Linked DNA regions of Homo sapiens: region 1 is linked to region 2. Evidence: chromatin loops called from intact Hi-C (ENCODE). Cell type or tissue: MCF 10A. All regions are shown on one strand.

The links. Peaks named below come from ENCODE experiments on the same cell type or tissue, not always from the same donor. Only the 100,000 strongest peaks of a DNase experiment are listed, where the experiment ranks them.
Region 1: it touches region 2 in a loop (8-fold over the local background); 6 of 110 quality-filtered maps call a loop at or near these places.

Annotation. Positions count from the first base shown.
Region 1 is chr14:20,325,596-20,330,595 of GRCh38, forward strand. It overlaps CCNB1IP1 (cyclin B1 interacting protein 1), which reads right to left. Exons shown (of 7, transcript NM_021178.5): 2 at 3,579-3,778; 3 at 1,121-1,198; 4 at 1-58. SNORD126 (small nucleolar RNA, C/D box 126) reads right to left here and starts at 944; the gene lies at 846-944. In MCF 10A, a CTCF peak has its summit at 1,881 (motif pointing right); a DNase peak (open chromatin) is centred at 1,886.
Region 2 is chr14:20,968,505-20,973,504 of GRCh38, forward strand. No RefSeq gene overlaps it. Among named protein-coding and RNA genes, the nearest start is that of RNASE2, 16 kb to the left of the region's middle. RefSeq lists an enhancer at 2,608-3,297. In MCF 10A, CTCF peaks have their summits at 2,577 (motif pointing left) and 3,108 (motif pointing left); DNase peaks (open chromatin) are centred at 2,597 and 3,057.

The sequences.
Region 1 (5,000 bases), 640 kb before region 2:
AGGTCCAGACTGGAACAGCGAAACTCAGATCTGGTTTCAGTCTCTTGAAATTTTACTCCTGCAAAAGACAACAAAAGCTAAAAAATTATTTCAAGTCCTGATGTTACTTTGAGTTGTTTGTATTTCCTGTATTTCACCCTTCTTTCTACCTAATTCTCTGCTGAAAATGCAGGCACGGGTAAAGAATATAAGCTTGTCCTAAGTTACCTAAAATAACTTTTAAAATATTACAATACATGAATACAATAAAATTAGAAAATAGGTTTATAATAATAAAAGATTACTTGTAGAACCCAATTCTAGAGAAAATAACCCCCTAGTATTTTAGTATATATGTCCTTTCAGTTTTCTTAAGCAAACATATGCATATAAAAATATTTAAGCAGAAACATATTGCTCTATATAATCTGTTTTTCATGTGTCATGAATACCGTTCTATTTCAATAAACATAAAACTGTATCATAACTTTTAAGTGATTCTATAGTGTTGTACCGTATAGTCTTCACAAAATTGATTTAACCAACTCTGTGTTTCCTTTAATCTACATGTATAGATTGATAAAATAATGATTAGTTTAAAACTGCCAGGCTAAATTGCCTATAGAATTATACCAGTTGCCAGTGCTTTTTCTGTAGTGTTTGAACTTTTAGATTAATGATTCCTGACCCTAGTTCTAACTCACAAAAGTGATTTTTTGGGGATATAGAGATATCACAAAAGATCAAAGCACAACAAAACATTAGTCTCAAATTCATAATTTATTAAGATTTAAGAATTACCTGGGATTACAGACTAAATCCCAGTATGAATTCCAACAAGCAGAATTCAATTGCAGGTGTTTGCCCCTAGCTTTAGTCTGCTCAGAGCATGTGTTTAATCAGGCTGATCAGCTGAAACACGGACTTAACATGCATTTCATCATGGCAAACTGTAAATGACTGAGGAAGGGCAAACCAGCACTGGCTCCTCATCCCTAAACAGGAAAATTCTCCTAAGGTTAGAACTGGGGATTTTTTTTAATTACCAAATTCCATCCACTAATAACACCGAGTCCCAAGTCTTGCTAAGTGATTAGAAATCCAAATGAGGTAAAAACGAAGATTTTGCTCTTACTCTTACCTCTGGCATCACATGAATCCAGCTTCTATCTAGAAATCCAGTTGAACCACAGGATCTATCAATTATCTAGGATCATTTCTGGAAAATTTAAAAAACATAAATAAATTCACAAAGGTTATGATTACATGACAACTCACACCAGCATGTTCTATACCAAGTCACAAGAAAATTTAGAGTAACCGTTCATCCTTTATTTAACTCTCCATTCATTAATATAAATTATTGACTCATCTATTTGGAGAATGTCACCAAATGCCCAAGCTCAATATCAAATAGGGCAGGATCAGGAGTTCAAGGTTACAGTGAGCTGTGATCGTGCCACTGTACTCCAGCCTAGGCAACAGAGTAAGACCCCGTCTCGAACAAAACAAAAAAAATTTAACAACAACAACAAAAAAAAACCGAGCAGGACCCCTACACAAGCTTAATTTTGTATAAATTTACAAGCTTGGATAAAACTGCACAATAGTCTAACCAACTTCTGAAAGGCTATAAAGGTCAACAACCTCACAGTAAGAAAACAGTTATGCAAGAGGAAGGAGTCAAGAACTTTTAAGATTCAGATAACTGAGAAAATAATCCAAAATAGTCAGTTTTTTCAAAGCATGTTTCAATTTCATTTGAGCCAATGCCGGATTGTATTTAACCTTTACTCTTCGTAATCCTTTGTCAAAATAATCTGAAGAAAATCTTCCCTTTATATAGGAAAATTGAATTAGTAACATTTGTAACCCAAGTCTGCCACAAGATGGCAGTGTAAGAAAGAGTCTTGCTTTAATTTCCTCTTCCAGCATTTGCGTGTCATCTGAACTTTCAGGTCAAATACATACTAGATACGCAGTTCATCTTTGCAGGCAACCTTCACACTATTCCCTACTCTTCACCTAATTACTAGCTAGAAAATTTTTTGTATTTACTTGTAATGATCATCTAAAACTTGTTAGCTAAAAATACTGCAGTTATACTTTCATCATTATGTTCTTTTTCATGCAGCAGTGTGGAGATTTAAAAATCCATAACCTCAGATACAATCTAGCCAGAAAGACAAGACTCACAGAAATTAACATACCACCAAATAAGTAGTAGAAAGCAAGTAAGGTTAAGAAAAGAAGTAGGATTGGTCAAGGAAGGCTTCATGAAGCAAAAAGAGTGGGTCACAAGTGGACCTTAAAGTTGCATGTCCAATAAGTAACCACTTAATTAGAGTTAAAAATTAAATTTCTCCCATTACCCTAGTCACATTTTCATTACTCAATAGCTAAATTGGCAGTACAAACATAGAGCATTTCCATCATAACAGAAGGCTCCATTGGACATCAGTGCCTTTAAGAATGGGTCTAAAATAAGCTGACAGAAAAGAAAGCAGTGGCTATCATTCTTTAGAAATCCTATCTGTCAAGCTGTATAGAATTTGTATCATTTAAATTTTACAACCCCCTATTTACAGGAAAATTGAGGCTCAGAAAAATTACATAAATTTCCTAAGGTCACCTAACTAGTAAGAGCTAGGATTTAAATTCAATTCCATCAAAACTCCATACTCTTCAATTCACCATGGTACTTCCTACAGGAAATACACAGAGCTAAAGGTTTGCTTTAAAATGTAATGCAGTGACATGCTAGCTCAGTAGGTTGGAAAGAAACTGAAGCATTTTAAATATCTCAGACAGATATGATCAAAATGTTATTTTACTCCTTCCTTGCCCTATACTTAGCTTTAACTATGTAAAATGTTTTCAGATCAGCAGGATGCAAGGTTAACTAAGAGAATGTAGACAAGAAGCAAGACATGGTGTGAAAGGTTTCTCCAGTTTTAACAATGTCTACCTTAAAACTCCTTGATCTCTCCAAACCTAAAATAAATTTTTTTAAAAAGGAAATTAAAAAAAAAACTACTTGATCTAAGTATTCTTACAGGATAATAATTATAGGTTGAAAGGAACAACTTCTCTATTAATCTCAACTCACAAACAAAACCCAGATTGCAAGAGGCCTGGTCTTTTTGTTTTGACACATAGCACAAAGCCTGGCACATAAATCCTGATGTTAAATATGTGATACCTTTCCCAATGTGTGATGCTTCCCTGCAGGATTCTAGTCATGCATGCTTCAACAAGTGTCATTCCACCATACAAAGGACATTTCGTATTTACTAAGTATTGTGCAAATGCTCCATAAACAATCAATGATCCCAGCATTTTGTTGACTGTGGGCAGTAATCACTTCAAAGTACTAGTGTTCATAGCCAAAAGGTACATTTTATATGTGTGAACAGATGCTTCATGAAGGCCTAATACAAACTACAAATTGATACTAAATCAGCAGATACTCGTGTTAAGATTTCATCACCATTCCTTTTGACTCTATTCCAATTTACTCAGTGCCACCTAGCATTATAGGATACAATGGTAACTCGAATCTCTAAGCTAGGCTTTTTAGATAGGAAAGACACACATACGTGTAATGAAGAGAACTTAAGGCAGCTTATCTTGATCAAAATTCAAGTACCAGGCTTTAGGTACCATCAGCCTTTAACCCTTTCTGTTGAGAATATCCAAATCCAAGCCCATATGATTTTCAGGGGGTCTACAGATGGGCCAGTTCTGGACTGGCACACAGGGTGCTGGACTTCCCTCCTCAGTGGATTTCATCTTCAACCTGAAACAAAATGAACACACAAAATTTTGTTCATAGGAAGTAAATACTAGACTAATAGCTTGGTATAGTTTTCCTTTAGAGATAGTTATATAAGGTACTGCTATCAGAACAGACTCCAAGTTTTATTTCCCACTCACTATCAGTTTCCTTCCTTTTTAAGGCAGAATAGTATTCCACTGTACATATGTATAATATTTGCTTTATCCATTCATCCGTTGATGGACCCTTAGGTCAATTCCGTATCTTGGCTTTTGTGAATAATGATGCAATGAACATGGGAGTATAGGTATCTCTGACATACTAGTTTTATTTCCTTTGAATATACCCAGAAATGGGATTTCTGGATTATATGGTAGTTCTATTTTTAATTTTTTGAGAAATTTCCATACTGTTTTCCATCATAGCTGCACTAATTAATATTCCCTAAAATAATAGATTTTGAAATCATACTAAACTAGATTTTAATCCTGGCTCTCTCATGTATTTGCTGTGCCCATGGGTAAGTTATGCAACTTCTCTAAACTTCAGCTGTCCCCTCTGTAAAATGAGGACAAATACTACATACCTCTTAAAACTTCCGTGAAGACTGAGGTAATAAATACATTTTGCACTGTAGCTGGCATGGAGTTAAATGTTTAATATGTTATTTCTATGTCTTGCCCAAGCTCAACCAGCTAGTGAGTAGAAAGGCAAATATTCTGCCTAAAAATTTCACACTTTTCCACAGCCATAAAAAAAAAAAAAACAAAAAACATGTCCTTTGCAGCAACTGGAGCTGCTGGATGCTGCTGGGGGCCATTATCCTAAACGAATTTATGCAAAAACAGAAAACCAAGTATTGCATGTTCTCACTTATAAGTGGGAGCTAAATCTTGCGTTGGGAGCTAAATCTTGCGTAGGGAGCTAAATACTGGGTTCACAGGAACAAAAAGTTGGGAACAATAGACACTAGGTACTCCAAAAGGAGGAAAAGAGAGAGAGGGGCAAGAGCTGAAAAACTTCCTATTGGGTACAATGTTTACTACCTAGATGGCAGGATCAATAGAAGCCCAAACCTCAGCATCATGCAATATACCCTGAAACAAACCTGCACATGTACCCCGTGAATCTACAATAAAAACAAATTTAACAACAAAAAGTCACACTTCTCACAATAACCCAGAAGCCAGAAAGGTCACTCATATAGTACTCATAAGGGCCCTTCCAACTCCAAGATATTGTG
Region 2 (5,000 bases):
CCTACACACTGAGAGGCAGCCTGACTATCTGCCTTAAGGGCACCACGACTGAACTTGATGCTTTTCATCCCTGTTTCTATCACAGGAAGCTCATTCCCAGATCATCCCAGGTGGAGGCAGTGATACTATGTTAAATGCTTCTGATAGATCAGTAAAGTAAGAATGGAAAATTGACCCAGACAGAGGCTGGGGCTGTGGGGAATGGTCTCATTCCAAATGTCAGGGATCCCCATGACCCAAACTGTTGGAGGACAGGAGTCTGGGCAGTGGATTGAGGAGACTTTTCCAAGTTCTTGACCTAGAGAAGACAGTCTCCTCCAGGAGGTGAGAAGAAAGAGCGTCCACACTGGAGTCATATTTTCCTCCCAGAGGAGGGAATGAAAAGGAGGAGAGTAGAGCATGTATGTCTCCCTTCCCCTGAGACGCTGGTCCTCCTTTTCCATTACCCCGGCCCTCCATACTTCACATGAACTGTTTTTGTCTCCATCTCTCCTCACTCTTCTACAGACTCATCAGATCAACTCACTTGACAATTCCTCCCTCCCTCTGAAGCACCCATCTCCAGTACCTTCCTTCTCTCTAATCCCCCTCTTCTGCCCTGCCCTTTCTTGTGGAGACCTCTACAGATTACCCATTCTATTTCCTTCCTGGGGCTGCTAGAATGAAATACCACAGACTAGGTGGCTTATACAAGAGAAACTTATTTTTTCACAGTTCTAGAAACCAGAAATCCAAGGTGTATTAGACAGGGTTCTCTAGAGGGACAGAATATTAAGGATATATATATATTTATGTATATATCTGACCCACCCCACCTTCCATGTCCATGCTAATGGCAGGGTGACCTACTCAGAGCAGTCTTCAGTAAGTGACTACTTGAAATGCCTTACTGCAGTTCTCCTCAGTGACCTGTAAGAGGGATTAAGGGACTCCCCTGTGGCTGCATCCACAGCCATCAAACCTACCTTCGCTGGGCCTCACCAGTCTCTGCTTGGCCTTTCCAGATGGTCATGGCCCCAGGCTTGTGAATCATGTCTGAGTTCCTCTGTTGTTTTTCCAGGAAGCTGGCATCATAAGGCTAGTCTCTGTCTGACAAACTAACGCCTCCAGTCACCTCCCTGGATATGCCTTTCCATCCCTGCACTGACATCCCAGGCCCAGACCAGAGCTTCACCCTCAGTCCGTTGCACCCTACCTGCTTATAAAGGTTGACTAACTGACTTGTATCATACAGTTAGAGTTAGGGCTGGCACTCTCAAAATGCTGTCCGCAGTCTAAGCACTGTGCCAAGGAACTTTTGTTTACAGAAATGCAAACGTACAGATGTACGAACTCTATTTCCCGTGAGCTCTCAGGTCTCAATGGCCACCTTCAATATAACTGTTACATGCACTGGGAAACAAAAAAATGTGTGTTTTAAAAAATAAAAATTGTGGCCGGGCGCTGTGGCTCACGCCTGTAATCCCAGCACTTTGGGAGGCCGAGGCGGGCAGATCACGAGGTCAGGAGATCGAGCCCATCCTGGCTAACACGGTGAAACCCCGTCTCTACTAAAAATACAAAAAATTAGCTGGGCGTGGTGGCCGGCGCCTGTAATCTCAGCTACTCAGGAGGCTGAGGCAGGAGAATGGCACGAACCCGGGAGGCGGAGCTTGCAGTGAGCAGAGATCGCGCCACTGCACTCCAGCCTGGGCGACAGAGCGAGACTCCGTCTCAAAATAAATAAATAAATAAATAAATAAATAAATAAAAATAAAAATTGCAGTGGTCTAGTACCAAACCCACAACATCTCTGAGGTATGCCTGTAGTATGCAGACATCAAAATAGAATGAGGTATACTCTTGCTACTAGCGTGAAATATGTCTAAAATACATTGTTAGTGGAAAAGAGGTAATGTGTAGAACGTTGTGTATAGAATGTTACTATTTGTGGGGGGGGGGAATAGGAAATAAACACTCATCTATATATATATGTCAATGAGTTTATGAATATAACATGTAGATATGCATAGACAGTAAAAAGATATAAACAAACTGCAAATTGTTGCATCTGGAAAAGAAAAGTAGGATGTCTTCATCCTTTTCGCTACATTTGCCCTCCTAATATTTGAATTTACCTCTGCCATTTGCATTTACAACGTATCTGTATATGTAAAAGAAAAATCAAACAGCCTACCTCATTGTAGCCCTTTCTGAGCCTACTGAGGAATGGTCCCTGGTAATAGAAAGTTTAAGAACGAAGCTGTGAATTTCAATTTACAGTTGAATTTCACAACTGTAAACTACTCTAGCGATGCAGCATAGACTTGACCTCCAAACCCCAAGCCTGCAGCCCGCGGCAGACAGGCCGAGAGTGGGGCAGCCGTCTCTCCTTCCTCGCCCTGCCCTCCTTCTGCACATCCAGCCACCTCCGCAATGGAAAGCTCGTGGCATACAGCAGGCGCTCATTATTTGAAGCCTCTTCATTCTCCTGCTTCCTCGGTGGTTAAGGAGGCTTTTGGAAGTTCAAGTCCGTCTCAGCTAAGAACCAGGAGACACGGCTTTGGTGCCTCTCGGCCCGCTGGGTCTCGGCGGCGCAGCGTCCCCTGCCGGCCACTGTGGCGGCGGCTGGAATCAGCCTCAGCACTTAAGGGGCCGCGCGGGAGGAGTTGCCCCACCTCCAGGCAGCTCTTTCCAGAGCAGTGAGGGCAAGTCTGGGGATTATCTCCATAAAGGAAGCGAGGTGGCTCGGTGGAGGGGCTTCAGATCCCCTTCCCAGGACCCTGTGACCCGCCATCGGAAGAGAGTGGACCTCATTCTATTTCAATGTCTGCATAGTACAGACATTTGCTGTGGGCAAATCGGACCCATGAGCCCAGAGAGCATCATCCCGGGAAAGCTTTCCCGAAGCACAGGCTTCCCTGCACCACCATACACGCGCACACCCGCACGCGCTCACTCCCCCAGCCCTCCTCCCCTCCCTCACTCCCGCCCTGGAAGAAGCGGGGAGCTGAGGGGAGAGGTGGAACCAGCAGAGAAACGGGCCGGGCAGGAGCCCGCACCAGCCCGGCTTGGGACACCGCAGCCGCTCCTGCCCTCTGCTGGCTGGAAGGCGCACTTACACATTGCGGTCATCGCGGATCGCCGAGGGCCGCTGGTGCCGCTCTGCCGCCAAGGACGCTCAGCCATTGGAGTAGAAGTGAGAGAGGCCGCGGGCTGAGTAGAGAGGGGTGAGGATTCCGGAAAGGAAGCATCGTCAGGAAGCGCTGAAGTTCCTACTGATAAAGAGGGGGTTGGGCCACCAGCAACTTGTCACATGAGGAGTGGGGGTTTTCTGCATACCTTAGTGAACCTATCAGTCTAGGACTCGTGGATGGAGACTCGGCCACACCAGCAGCTGGTAAAGGCTGTCCTGGGGCCCAAATCCGTCAGTGACTCTGACATCTCAGGGACAGTGTGTGGTGGCTATAGTGCTTTGCGAAGTTGCTGCCGGGAGTTAGGCAGAAACCTCTTAGGCTGTTCAGATCCCTCTTAACTAAGGGGTTTTAGTGCTGTGAGTATTCCCACAAATGGGTCCCTGTAGTACAATTATTTTGCAGCATTCATACGGCCTACTGGGGCTCTTGATTTGAGGAGCCTTATTCAGCAAACATTTCTTGAGTACCTATGTGCCAGGTACGGTTAGAGGTATGGGAGTCATCAGAGAACGCAGGACATACGTACAAAAAAAATCTCTGCTTTCACGGAGGTCACATTCTAGTGACCTAGACACATAATGTATACTCACAGACAATAAACATATATGTAAATTACACAGACTGTTAAGGTGATAAGCTCTATGGAAAAAATAAAGCAGGAAGGAGAATGGGGGAAGCAATGGGTAGCTTTTTTTTTTCTCTCTTTGAGACAGTCTGGCTCTGTCACCCAGGCTGGAGTGCAGTGCAATCTCGGCTCACTGCAACCTCCACCTCCCGGGTTCAAGCGATTGTTGTGCCTCAGCTTCCCAAGTAGCTGGTGTTACAGGCGTGTGCCACCACACCCAGCTAATGTGGGACATGTTAAGTCTGAAGGGTCTATTAGACCTCCAAGTGAAGATGTCAAATAGACAGTCCGATGTACTAGTCCAAAGCAAGAGAGCTGGGCTGGAAGTATGTATTTGGGAGTTGTTAGAGAATCAACAGCATTTAAAACCTTGAGACTGGATAAGATCACCAAGGGATAGTGTGCAGATAGAGAAGAAGACCTATGACTGACTCCTGGGGACCTCTAACATCAAGTTACCAGAGGCAAGAGGAAAAACGTGTGAGGAGCCTAAGAATGAAAGGCCTGGATGGTAAGGAAAGAGCCAGGAGACAGGGGCATCCCAGAGACCATCACGCAGCCTCGACATGACTGCCTGCATTGAGGAACCAGGACTGATCTCACAACGCTTTTCGTCCCTATTCCTGTCACAAGAAGCCCCATTCTCAGGTCATCCTCATCAAAAAGGAGGGAATTATCCACTGTGCCTAATACTGCTGAGTGGAATATTAATCTGTTGGGGTGGGAGGTGTTACTTCCAATGCAAGGAGTGCCCCCACAACCCTCATAACTCCTACTGATGGAGCTGAGGAGTCCATTGAGAAGATTTTTTTTTTTCCGAGATGGAGTCTCGATTTGTCGCCCAGGTTGGAGTGCAATGGCGCAATCTCAGCTCACTGCAACCTCTGCCTCTCAGGTTCAAGTGATTCTCCTGCCTCAGCCTCCCCAGTATCTGGGATTACAGGTGTGTGCCACCATGCCTGGCTAATTTTTGTACTTTTAGTAGAGACGGGGTTTCACCGTGTTGGCCAGGCTGATCTCCAACTGCTGACCTCAAGTGATCCACCCGCCTCGGCCTCCCAAAGTGCTGGGATTATAGGCATGAACCAACATGCCCAGCCTGAGAAGGTTTTCTAAGTGCTGGGCCTTAGAAGAAGAGAATCTTGTCCAGGAGATGATTAGAAAGAGGGTCCACATATGAGCTGTGTTATTTGTTCTAG